2 separate regions of the Mus musculus genome follow, and region 2 is linked to region 1. A link is a contact called in ENCODE Hi-C or POLR2A ChIA-PET data. All regions are on one chromosome and are shown on one strand. Each heading gives the region's core, a stretch centred on a gene start or an enhancer-like site at or near the end of the contact. The rest is flanking DNA. Distances are from core to core; before and after follow the strand shown. Region 1 overlaps Slc25a13 (solute carrier family 25 (mitochondrial carrier, adenine nucleotide translocator), member 13). Region 2 holds the start of Slc25a13 (solute carrier family 25 (mitochondrial carrier, adenine nucleotide translocator), member 13).

Region 1 (6,102 bases), core at 1,875-4,374:
ACGGGTTAAGTTATAACTATTTTTCTATAAGTTTTAAAACTACGACATTCTTAATTTTCGTCGTTGTATGCTGCTTTATCTAGTCATTCTTCATTACTGTCTATTTAGTTGCCATTTCTGATTAACTATCATGCAACATTGTAATGAGTAGGTCTTCCCCACTCCTCATTTTTATGGTGCCTGGTATTGAAGTCTGCCCAAAACATTCCTGGCAAGCACCTTACCAAAGGAGTGCTAGCCCTCGCTCCTGTTGCATGGCCTCCTATCTGCAGGTTTCCTTTAGCTTGCACTAGTGTTCTTTTTGTAGTTCTTGTTTTGTTTGGTTTTGGTTTTGGTTTTGGTTTTGGTTTTGGTTTTGGTTTTTCCAGACAGGGTTTCAAAACCCTATAGCTCTGGCTGTCCTAGAGCTCACTCTGTAGAGCGCCTGCCTCAGAGAGATCAGCTGCCTCTGCCTCCCAAGTGCTGGGATTAACGATGTCTTCACTCCTGGCTTTTGCACTATATTTTTAAGAGAAATTTTTAGATGTAGCTCATGGCGGGCTCTGAAGCTTGGGTCGCTCTTGTCTGTGTATTTTGGTTGGAATGTGGAAGTGTATTTCTCACATTTATGCGAGCAATTGAGACTTATTTTTATAAAACAACACCCCTTTTTTCTGGTTAGTTGAAAAATTATTTAAATTTAAAATTTTTAATAATAGAAATTTGTTTAAATTAAAGCTTCAGGATTCTTAGATTTTTCATTTTTTATTGTGACAATTTCAAACAGAAATAAGATTATAAAGCAAATGTGTACATGATTAGCCCTTAATCTAACTGAGTATTTGCCACACTGGGTTGTACATTTTCACATGTACTTTCCTTATCTCTTTGTTGAGTATTTACTGTAATTCACCTACATGCTGTAATACGCATCTTCAGTTAATGTAAGTTTTAAATTATTAATTTTTTTTATTCCCTGTTTTGTGTTATTCTGTCCTTGGAACAGGGAATCAAGGTAAAGGCTGGCCGGTGACAGGACCTGGTGTACGGTGTGTCCAGGGAGTCTCTGACTGAAAGGGTGTCCAGGAGAATTTGTCTTTCAGCCCCAGGGTTCAGTGAATGACACCTGGTAAACACAAGTGGCCAGATGATAAGGGCTCTGACCCAGGTCACCACTCACAGGCTTTGTTAAAATTACTAGTGGAGAGCAAGCTAGATAGGACTCCAGTCCTGGTGGAATCGGCACTGCAGGGACAGGTTCCTTTTCTGAGTCTGTCTGCTACTATCCTCATTCAGTGTTACCACAGTTGATGAGTGTTTAAAGAATTAGAAAAGCCTTCCGAAGAATATCGTCAGAGGTATTGAAAGGTATTCTAGAGCTGTGGCAGCTGGAAGTGTGTCTTCCCCAGCAGTGACCCTTGTTCCTTGCTTCAAGGACAACCAAGCTGCCTTGTCAACATCCCTAGTTTATGCTTTTATCGTAGTTGGCCTCTGTCCATGAGTCCAAGAGACAACCTTTGATGTATTTACTTGAACCCCAGAGTGGGTCATTCCTGCTTTGGTGGACTGCTTTGTTCTAAACTGAGCACAACTGTATTCTGCATCCAAATTAACATGTCATTTAAGAGGAGACCTCTTTTATCACCTCTAAACAAGTGAGGGCAATACAAATTCCTCAGTGATAGTGTGACAGTTGGTCTGAGTCTGGTTCATGTATCCTCAGCACACATCGCCGTGGTTATTTACAGAGTGAGCGTTCAGCCCATGGCACTAGCACCCAGAAGTTCCTTGCTCCCTGTGCTAGTCAGTCACCACGCCCCCAAAGCTAACTGGCTGGATTCTCTCATGACACCTTAGTTCAGGCCTTTATTTCATTGCAGGATAAGTATAGTAATGTGGTCTGTGTCTACTCTGTTACTTCTTGCTGAGCTCTAGGCCTGTGTCAACACAGGCTTTCACTCTTCCACTGACCTCTACCTCCAACCCTGATTTTATGTGTGGTGGGTGGTGGAGTGAGTTAGTTTATTGCTGCATTGTATTTTATTGTGTGACTATATGACAGTCAATTAAGTATCCAGTCATTGAGTGATCTCTGGACTGTTGCTTTTTTGTTTTTGTTTTTGTTTTTTTAAGATTTATTTATTTATTTATTATATGTAAGTACACTGTAGCTGTCTTCAGACACTCCAGAAGAGGGAGTCAGATCTCGTGATCGGATGGTTGTGAGCCACCATGTGGTTGCTGGGATTTGAACTCCTGACCTTCGGAAGAGCAGTCGGGTGCTCTTACCCACTGAGCCATCTCACCAGCCCCCTTGTTTTTGTTTTTAAAGCATTTTTGTCATCCTAAGATAAGTTGCTGTGAATACTCAAACTTTTTGGTATTATAGTCCATGTACATTTTGTTATAGATTTCCTTATGATTGAAATTGCTGTCTATAGTCATGTTAGCACAGTTACAGTAGATATTGCTTAGCAGTTTTCTAAAATGGTTTGTCAGTTTATTCACATATATAAATACACACATATGTATACACATATACATGCATGTATATACATATACATATACATACACACACAAGTATAATATTTTTAAAAAATATTATATTTTTAAAATATTTTTAAAAAATATCCATTTTTGTGTGCATTGGTATTTTTGCTTGCATGCATGTCTGTGATTCTCTAAACTTGAGTTACAGAGAGTTGTGAGCTGGCATGTAGGTTCTGGGAATTGAACCCGGGTCCTGCGGAAGAGCAGCCAGTGCTCCTGGCCGCTGAGCCACCTCACCAGCTCCATCAGTTTCTTCTTACACCTCCAGCATGTGGGAATGTTCTGTGTTTTTGCCAACTTTCATTATCCCTCATTATCTTGAGAGTGAGCGGCTTGAGCTTGCATTTCCGGGGACGATTGAGTTTCCGGTTCACAACTTGACAATGATTCCCAGGATCATTTGGAGAAAATGCAAAGGATAACCATCAGGCTAAGAAAAGCTCCAGGAGAAAAGTGATGCAGCGTTCTGAACCCTTCTCTCATCGGGAAAGGGTTTCTCGAGCCCCATTCAGCAGTCTGGGAATCTGCGGAAACAACAGTGGGAAAGAACACAGCCAAAAAAAGTCCTGTCCTGACAGGGCCCTCCCTGCAGTTGCCGCAAGCAAGAGTCATTGTTATCTTGCAAGGACAGACAGGTCAACAAGATAGGGTGGTCTTGGACTGTCTCCCATCGCTCAGAACTGCCGATCCATGACACATTCTTGGTGCTGTGCCTGGCGGCCCCAGAGTACACTCCGGCCCCAGGAAGCCTTTCCAGCCTCTGAGAACTGAAGCTGCAGGTGGAGTCAGCTTCTCACTGTGCTCCCTGGTGGTCATCTGTTAATTTATCAGTGAAAAGCCTGCATCTTAAAGAGCAGGGCAGGGTCGGGGAAGACATGGTTTGTGGGCCTGGAATAGCCAATATAGATTGGGAAAAGTCGGAATATTCTCATGTCACAAAACATACAGAAACAGAGCTCTGATATCCGGGAGCCTAATGCTAAATACGGATCTGGTCAAAGGTCAGGAGAGAAACTGTGTTGGGATTTCTTCTTGACATGAGAAGGGACTGCGTTTCCAAGGTCAGGAAAGCAATGGAAGGATTGGCAAAGGAAAAAAAAAAGCCCTCTAGACTGAATTACATAAAAATGTCAAACTGGAAAAGTATTTGAAACAAATATGACCTCAGAAGGGACGAGAGCACGTTCTGGCGCTGTGGGTGGCAGAGCGATTGGTACAATCGTTTCCGGAGAACAGCGTGATAATAAGCGACGAGCGCCTGAAGGTTCCTGTCCTTTAACTCAACAATTTCTTCTTTCAGGGAGTCTGTTCTTTGAAAATAGGAATTGGGACAAATGTTATATATAAGAATGGCTATCTTAGGTTTTTGTACAAAATAACCCAGACTGGAAAGAATCTAAATGTGTACCAGCAGGGGAAAAGTTAAGTTGTATTCTAAGGTAAATTAATCACTATCATAGGGAAACCTCGTATAACCAACCATAGGATTGCTATCATTCTCGATGACAGGCCACTTCCATTTCAAGCTTGTTTGTCCTCATTTAGGGAAAAAAATAACAATGAATTCTTTCTTCTGTCCATTCCCTGCAAATTAAAGTAAATGCCAGTGAAGGATGGTGGCATCGCTGGGCTGTCTCTGTTTTGTACTGTTATCTGAGAAATATACTTCGAAGATAGTATCCTAGCATTTTGCCATGACTTCCCTTAGGCAGTGCCTCGGACCAGGTCGCTAGCGATGGAAGAAAACCCTCATTGCATCCTTGACCTGGTTTGATACCAGCAGCAGATCTCACTCAGTGAAACGGTGGGTTAAAGAAATGAATTAGATAAGCAAAAAAGTGGGCCAGCAGAATGGATCAGCAGGTAAAGGTGTTTGATACAAAGGCACAGTCTGAGTTCCACCCCCCAACTCTACATGGTGGAAAGGAGACAACGGACTTCCACGAGTTCTCCTCCAACCTCCATATGAGTGCTGTGGCATGCATCTATGTGCATACATATGTGGATACATATGCACATAGATGCATACATACATATATGTAATAAAAAAGCAAAACCAGAAGTGTGCTTACTGTGTTCTGGGCATCGTTCATAGTGTGTGTTGTTATCTCATCCGCTCCATGCATCAGCCATATGGGGCTGGTAATATTATTACACCCATTCTGCACATGAATCATCAGAGCCCAGAAAGCTTTATTTAACTCCCAGTATGTTCAGGTGGAATCGGGTAGAGCCAGACCCCGCAGCCTACACAACCTGGTACTGCTCTTCATTACACCGTGCCCCTCATCACCCTGCTGCTGCCAGTGTGATTCTGGTCACTTAGTAACCCCTGCCCTCAGGTACCTTATGCTCCTCTCTTTCATCTTGAAAATCAGGAGGTCTGGTTCTCCTCATCGAGGATGCTGCATCCTCGTGTTTATTTTCAGCATTTCCCACAAGCTGGGTGTGCCCAGAAACAAGACACAGCCTGCTCCTTTTGGCCTAAAGTGAACCGAGTCCTAGAACACCATGAAGGGAGTCCCGTGCTTGCGAGCCCCTGTGTGATGCTGAGACTAGGGCATTGCCTAGTGCAGCAATCTAAACCTGCTTCCAACATCACAGAGGATGCCCGTGGCTCCACGGCAGCTCCTCAGCCCAGTTTGTCTTCTTTTCTCAGGGACTGTAAGCATTTGAGTGAATTATTTGAGCAGCCATGGACTTAGGGATTGGGTAGCATCTGACCCCAAGCCATCTGGGGCTCCACATCTATAAATTGCTTGGTAGGAGCCAAAATAAACAAAATACATTTGAAGGGCTAAAATAGAAAACCAGAGTAAGAGGTCGCTCTGACGGCTTCAGGTCGGCTGAACATCAGTTTTGTTTCTCTTTGCATTGAATTGGGCTTTGTTACACAGGAATGCAAGACGTTCACTGCCAGCTCTATGGAAGGATAGTTAATACCTCACAATTGATCTCACTTTAACAAGGACACATCCTTAAGCTTAGTGCGCATGCCTGTAATCGCGATGGAGGACTGAGGTAGAGAGGTCTTGAGGTTGGGGTCACCTGGGCTTCCTAATGAGACCTCTGTCGGGCATTATTTTATATTTGCTAGTGACAAATTCCCTCTCTCCAAGTCATAACAATGAAAACTGTTACCAGACATTGCCACAGGTCCCCCAAAAGCCATTGTTGAGAGCTTCTGGTGAGCATAAAATTTGACTCCTTAAATTTTTTTCTTTAAAGTGACAGATGATAATTGAAGATGTTACTAGGCTGTATGATTTTTATCTTTTGAATGGTCATGGCCTTCCACTATTGGTTGTGTGGTCATATATGTTTAAGAATCGGAGATACTAAATAACTTTCTTACCTCTTCCCTCCTCTTTCGACAGTATGCGAGCATTGAAAAAAATGGTGAATTTTTTATGTCTCCTCATGACTTTGTCACTCGGTATTTGAATATTTTTGGAGAAAGCCAGCCCAACCCGAAAACTGTGGAACTTTTAAGTGGTGTAGTGGATCAGACCAAAGATGGGTATGTGTACTTCTAAATACCTTCCTTTTGCTCACACCAACTTTCTTTTGCTT
Region 2 (6,102 bases), core at 2,275-4,774, 33 kb before region 1:
GACGTGGTCTGAGTCACCGGGAAGGTGACCCAAGGGATGTGGGTGGATTCTAGAAGTGTTACTAAGAAAATGGATGTACTCAAATGATCTCCAGAAGGCAGCAGCCTTGCTGTTTTATAGAGACATGCTCTGAAAGTCTTTTCAAGCCTGGCATGGTGGCACACACCATTGGTCCCAGTAAAGGCAGGCAAATTTCCTCTTAGAGTTCCAGGCCAGCCAGGAATACGTAGAGAAACCCTTCTTAGAGAAAACAAAGAAATCAAGACAGCTTTGCTCACAGAGTATAATACCCCAACATTTTGGGGACTTGTTTTTAGTCACACTTTCCTAAGGTGTCTCATGCTTCCTTCCTTCCTTCCTGACTCACTTCCTCGTTCCCCTCCTTTCTTAACTCTAAAAATGTTGGCAGTTTTCTCATCTGTGTCTATTAAGAACAGGTTATTTTTGACCTATCATTAGGGCACTCTTCGGGAAGGCACGTGCAACCCTCTGCTGTGTCCTGACGTGGCCCCAGTCCCAGATATAAACATCTGGAAACTTCTCGTTATTATGATGCTTGCTTTATTCTGTCATAAGTACAATCCACCTTGCAGTTTGTAGTCACCCAGCTAACACCTCCTGGAGCTAGTGTGCATGGCCTGCGTTCTGACTGGCCAGCAATCCAATCTGGCATGCTAGCAGTACTAGGGGAGACCTTTGCTTGCTTGTTTGTTATTAACTGAGCAGAACAAATCGGATCATTAAAGGTCATGGGTCAAAGGGCATCCCCAAGGCCTAGGTGTGCTGGGAACAGTGAAATCTCAGACCTGGCCACGTCACACTCTCTTCTGAACTTGAACTCATGCTCACACTACGTGCTTTTGAGTCAGTGAGCTTTCCCCAATGTTTGGGTTGGCTGCTTGCCTAGCCAGCAAGGTTGGCAAAATGTGCTATAAAGCACAGGTGGTTAGGAGACCTGGATTCGTTCCCGAGGGCCGTCAGAATGAAATACCACAAGATGTGTGGCTTCAAACAACAGAAGTTTGATCTTTCACATTCCTGGGGGGATGCAAAGTCTTAAACAAAAGAGTCAGTGGGGCTGTGTCCTTTCCTATTCCTTGCTAGGCACCGGAGCCTTCAAGGTGGTGGGTGCAGATTCTTCACGCTCCTTGGCTTGTAGCTCCATCAATCTAATATCTACTTTTATCATATGAAATATATACAGAGTGTTTCTGTGTCTTCTTCGCTGTTGTTTGCATCGTCTGGGCCTGGCTGGCTGAGATTCGAGGTATAGATTAAGCCTGCTTCTGCAGAGTGCTGGGATTAAAAGCATGACTCATCATACCTGATCTGCGCCTCCTAATGAGAACTCCAGTCATGTCAGATTAAGGTCCTCCTTACTTGAGTGTGACCTCATCTTAATTGATTGTACCTCCAGTTTCCAAATAATGGTCCAGTCTGAGACACTGGGGTCAGGAATCTTGTGGTCACCGTTCAACCTTGCCAGCTACTTTCAAATGATGGTGGTGGGAAGACTGTTCTGGGATAGAGAAGGCATCAATGCGACATGTCACTTATGTCATTGTGAGAATTAACTGAGAATGAAATAACTTAAACTCAAGTTTACAATCTATTTTTACAGTATGATGTGTTTAGTGGGTTAAAAGATGTCTACTTCGTAGGTCCTATTGATCATATTCCTTTTTATGACAGAAAGCTCAGAAGTGGGATTGAGGATTGGAGGTGGGGGCGCGAGCTTGGATTCTCTGAGTGGTCTCTCACTGTTAAATGCCATTGAAAGTGCTTTTTCATGTTTGTTTCTTGTGGGCAAGATCTTATCATGTATCCCAGGCAGCCTTGAGCTTTCCCAACCATCCAAATTCTAGAATAGCCTTACAGATGGTGCCACCATGACTTTCTAAATGGGAGACAGGGAGATTACAGACAGCAGTGAACTCACACTCCAGAAGCAGAGTTAGAGAAAAACGGGATGCTCACTGTCTCCTGAGACAGGAGCACCGCGAGCCCTCGGGAAGGCAAATGCTTCTTTCTTGGGCTTTTCATACACTAGACAGAGTCCTGTCTCACTCCAACCCATCTTGTTGGAATATTCTGATAGTTTAGTCCTGACTCATGCCCAGTGTTATCATACCAGTGTTAGCCTGGTTCATGTTGCTACCACACAGTGCCTGAGAGTAAGGCTAAAAACGTATTCCTCGTAGTTGTCACCCTGGCTATGGACTCTAGGATCACAATTTCAACAAGTCAAGGTCTTGTCTCTGTTTCCGAGATGTTTCTCTGAGTACTGTATCTTCCAGAGAGAGGAAAGCTCTAGCTTCGCACGGCAGAGGACAATGAGAGTAGACTTACTTCTATGAGCTTGTTTCTTCTCTTTCTTTTTTGACACGTCTCCTTATATAGATAAGGGTGGCCTGGAACTCTTGGTTCACCAGCTCTCACCTTTCTGGAGCTGAGAATGGAAGGGTTACAAGCCCCTTTTTATGAAGCCATTGATGCAGACCTTAGGGCAGAGCCCATAGGACTTGAGTGTTTCATACTCCTGATTTAGTTTCTAACTTGTGAATCTGGGATACATTATGGCAACTGAGTGGAACCCTAACGACATTAGTACTTACAGTATACTGATTCCAGCCTTAGAAGGCACCTTCAGGTCTTTCCTGTTGCCCATACTCTTCCTCCAGCAGTCCCTAAATTTAGGTTGCCTTCTCTGACTAAACCCTTGGGTTCCTCAGCAATTCTGGGTCTCCTGTCTCCTCTCATTCGTCATGGTTGGAGCATCTCTTGCTATCTACGCATTGGACTGACAGTCTTACCTCAGGAGTAATCTCTGAGAGCCTTTCCTGTTTTCATTGTTCTTATGGTGTCCTGAGAGCAAACAATAGCTCGTAGGGTTTTTTTTTGTTTTTGTTTTTTTGTTTTTTTTTTAAGTTTGTCACCTCTTTGAGGCCTTGACCTCTTTTGTCCTCATATAGTTGTTGCAAAATAGAGTTGTTACAAATGTGTGTTCTATACCATATTCAAGAGTTTATCAAGTTAGAGCCACAAAGGAGGCTAGTCACCTGCTTGTTATCTTTTCTTCTATTAGTCAATACTTCAGGGATTTCATGATGGCATTAAAGTGGGGTCCATCTTGAAGCAAAAACCAAGGTGAATCTGGCAAGAACCTGACCCAATGTGTGCATCTATGAGAGTATGTATGTCAACGTCCAGGTGTTGTGTGGTAACCACTCTTACTTGGCTCTCTCATGGACACTGACCTAGCCAGCCCTTGGCCTCAGCCCAAGCTGCAGCTTCAGCTCACCAAGTCCCCGGTCTTTTGAGACAGTGGCTTGCATTTCTCCCTTGCCCCCGGGGTATACACGACAATGGCTACTAAAGCTGGACAGCACAGTCTGAGTCACGTGTCCTGGCCCCTCAGTAGCTCCCATACTGAGGCCCTCCCTGGCTACAGGGCAGAGGCCTTTAGATCACGCGCGCCCGGGAGGCCCTGGCCGGGCCCAGCCAATGGGCTGACGGCACCCGCATGACCCGCGCCAGGAGGGCGTGGGGAAGCAGGCCAGGCGCGCACGCTGCCGGGCAGAATCACCGCCCCCACCTCTGCTCGGGACGGGAAGTGAGTCGCCGGGGTCCCCGGTGCAATCCAACCAGAGAGCAGGTCTCAAAGCCGCCTGTACCCCGGCCGAAGCATGGCGGCCGCCAAGGTAAGAACGGCGGGCCGGGGCGATCTGGAGCCCAGAGGGGTCCAGCCGGGGTAGTAGATGCGAGGTTCCACCTTGCAGCTGAGGGAGGAAGGGGCACAGGGGACTGCACTTGTGGCCGCGTGGGTACCGCGGCCCGATCGTGCTACAGAAACTTTGCCAGCCGGACACTCCCACTTGGTCTGGCCAGGAGCGGTGTCCCGCGGGACCGAGCCCTGGCCAGCAAGGAGGAGCGCGCGAATGGGGCCAGGTAGCCTGGGGCAGGGAAGAGCCCAGGGACACACAAACCCTTCTGCTACTTTGGGGTTCTCCTGCTTCTGACCCGACTGTTGTTGACCTGAGTTTCTCCTTCCAGGGGCCCCAACTGGGCCTGAAGCCTATCCTATTACATTTCAAGGGTTCCGCCCTCCCGCTGGTAGGGAAGTCACCTTGACTTCCGTTTTGGAAACTGGGAGACTTGGCCTGCGTCTGTGCGCAGCTAGCCCTGGACCCTTCCCCACCCCCACCCCCACCTCCCATCTTCCATCCTTCCCCTTTCTCTCTCCATCTGACAACACTTACAAGGCAGCCTCTGAGCCTCAGAGAGGCTTCTTTTTGAAAATGACAAAACAGATTGTGCTGGGAGCATGTCACTCCTGTGAAGTTCTACTTAAAAGGAATTCTGTGTAATGTGAATCGTTCACGAACCCAGGGAGAAGGCAGCTCTGACAGGTTGACCTTTCCTCTTTCACCGGTTCTTCAAACCTGCACACCATTTCAGCCTCTCTGGACTGCATTTCAACTTTTCTGGCAGAATACCATATTCAGTCCCAATCACTCGAGTCATTGGAATTTATTGCTTTTAATTTTAAGTTCACGAAGGCAGCCCTTTAATCAAGCCTATACAACTTCTTAGATCATTTTAAGTGCAGTGAACTTAAATATACCCAACATTTCAAACATTTGTCCTTAATCAAAACTCTGTGATAACCCTGAAGAGGAAAACATGGCCACCACATCATATTCTGATTTATTCAGGCAAACTAATCACATTTGCAATGGAAATTGTAAGCAGACAAATATATTTAAATAGTGTTCTATGACTAGTCTCTCCAGGCTCCCCAAATCCTCAGTTTTCTTGTTCCTAGACTCAGTGCCTTAAGTGGCCTTCCTTCCTCTGTAACCCTCAGGAGTGTGCACTGGGTGTATTTGCGCATGAGTCTGTGGATGGGCACTTTGATTTATTTCTGAAGCTACTTTAGTTCTTTCAAGCCAATAGCCCCTTTCTTTGCATTAACTTTGCATGATATAACGATTGGTATAAATCAGTTCTCTGGAGTAAATACCCACTCATCATTTATATACCTGTGTGGGAGTTTTGTCACTTGATTTACGTTACTTTAATTGGAGATGCAGTATTGATGGGCACTAAATTGAGACATATGCCTAGAAACAGAATAGAAGACTGGGCAGATACGAAGTAACAAGTGAAGAAGCAGGCTCAACTTTTTAGTTGCATTTTTTGTAATTGAGACACATCCTATCAGGGAGAGTTGGTTTTTATCCAAATCAGGAGGCCAAGGAAACTGAAACATTCCTGTCACCTTTACCCTTTGAAACCTGCCTTCTTTGTTATTTATTCACTGACAGTCACCTCTCTTCAGTTCGGATGGCTGACATATATAGATATAGAATACCTTCCAATAGGATATAACAAAACCAACTGTAAGTGGATGAGAAAGTCAGGATAAAGAGAAGGTAAGGAGAAGCTGGGCATTGTGGCACACAGGTTTAATCCCAGTGCATTGGAGGCAGGGGCCAGCTTGCTCTATAAAGTGAATTCCAGGATAGACACGAGCTGTTAAACTAAAAAACCCTGTCTTCAACAACAACAGCAACAACAAACAAATAACGAGAAAGTAAGATGAACTTAGATTAATAGAAACCAAACGTGTGCTTGGCACAGGTGACAGCATTGTCTAGCTGCCAAAACAAAGATAGACCAGTTGCTTGGAGAGACTTCACTTTGAACTGTTATCTGGGCAGTTACTCTCTATGTCTTTTGTCTTTTTTCTTTTTCTTTTTTTGGCTGAGTCTTACTAAGTAGCCTTGGCTGATCTGGAGTTTGCTGTGTATATCAGGGTGGCATGGAGATTCCATTGCCTCTTCTTCCCAAGGGCAGGGATAAAGAAATATGACCATACCAGGCTCAACTTTGTCCTTGTTTATGATATATCTGAACTGGATTCGAAAACCACTGAGAGCCACACACAAATCCACATCTGTGGATTCCATAAGACCATTTTTTTGTAATGTCTTTAATTATAGGTCAAGGACAGTATACTCAGTGTACAGTTAAAAGGTCCCAGGTGAAGGTGTTGTGGGTCCATCCTAGTCCAAGAATGAATGTGTCCCATTGAGCTGC

Evidence for each region. A loop is a pair of places that touch in the nucleus more often than their neighbours do. ChIA-PET counts read pairs that join two places held with the same protein, here RNA polymerase II (POLR2A).
Region 2: a map of heart shows a loop between it and region 1 (3-fold over the local background). The contact joins the promoter of Slc25a13 here to the enhancer-like site in region 1. A Hi-C loop is called at or near these places in 2 of 37 maps with a recorded cell type or tissue (both heart). POLR2A ChIA-PET finds 5 or more read pairs at or near these places in 4 of 5 experiments (Patski and embryonic stem cell).

Annotation. Positions count from the first base shown.
Region 1 is chr6:6,180,918-6,187,019 of GRCm38, reverse strand. It overlaps Slc25a13 (solute carrier family 25 (mitochondrial carrier, adenine nucleotide translocator), member 13), which reads left to right. Exons shown (of 18, transcript NM_001177572.1): 3 at 5,907-6,049. Among named protein-coding and RNA genes, the nearest start is that of Slc25a13, 33 kb to the left of the region's middle. Within about 2 kb of position 3,124, at least 1 of the 3 ENCODE cell types and tissues checked has a DNase peak (open chromatin) inside an H3K27ac peak, as active enhancers do; it is heart, where a contact is called at or near this core.
Region 2 is chr6:6,214,595-6,220,696 of GRCm38, reverse strand. It overlaps Slc25a13 (solute carrier family 25 (mitochondrial carrier, adenine nucleotide translocator), member 13), which reads left to right and starts at 3,524. Exons shown (of 18, transcript NM_001177572.1): 1 at 3,524-3,701. The coding sequence starts at 3,687.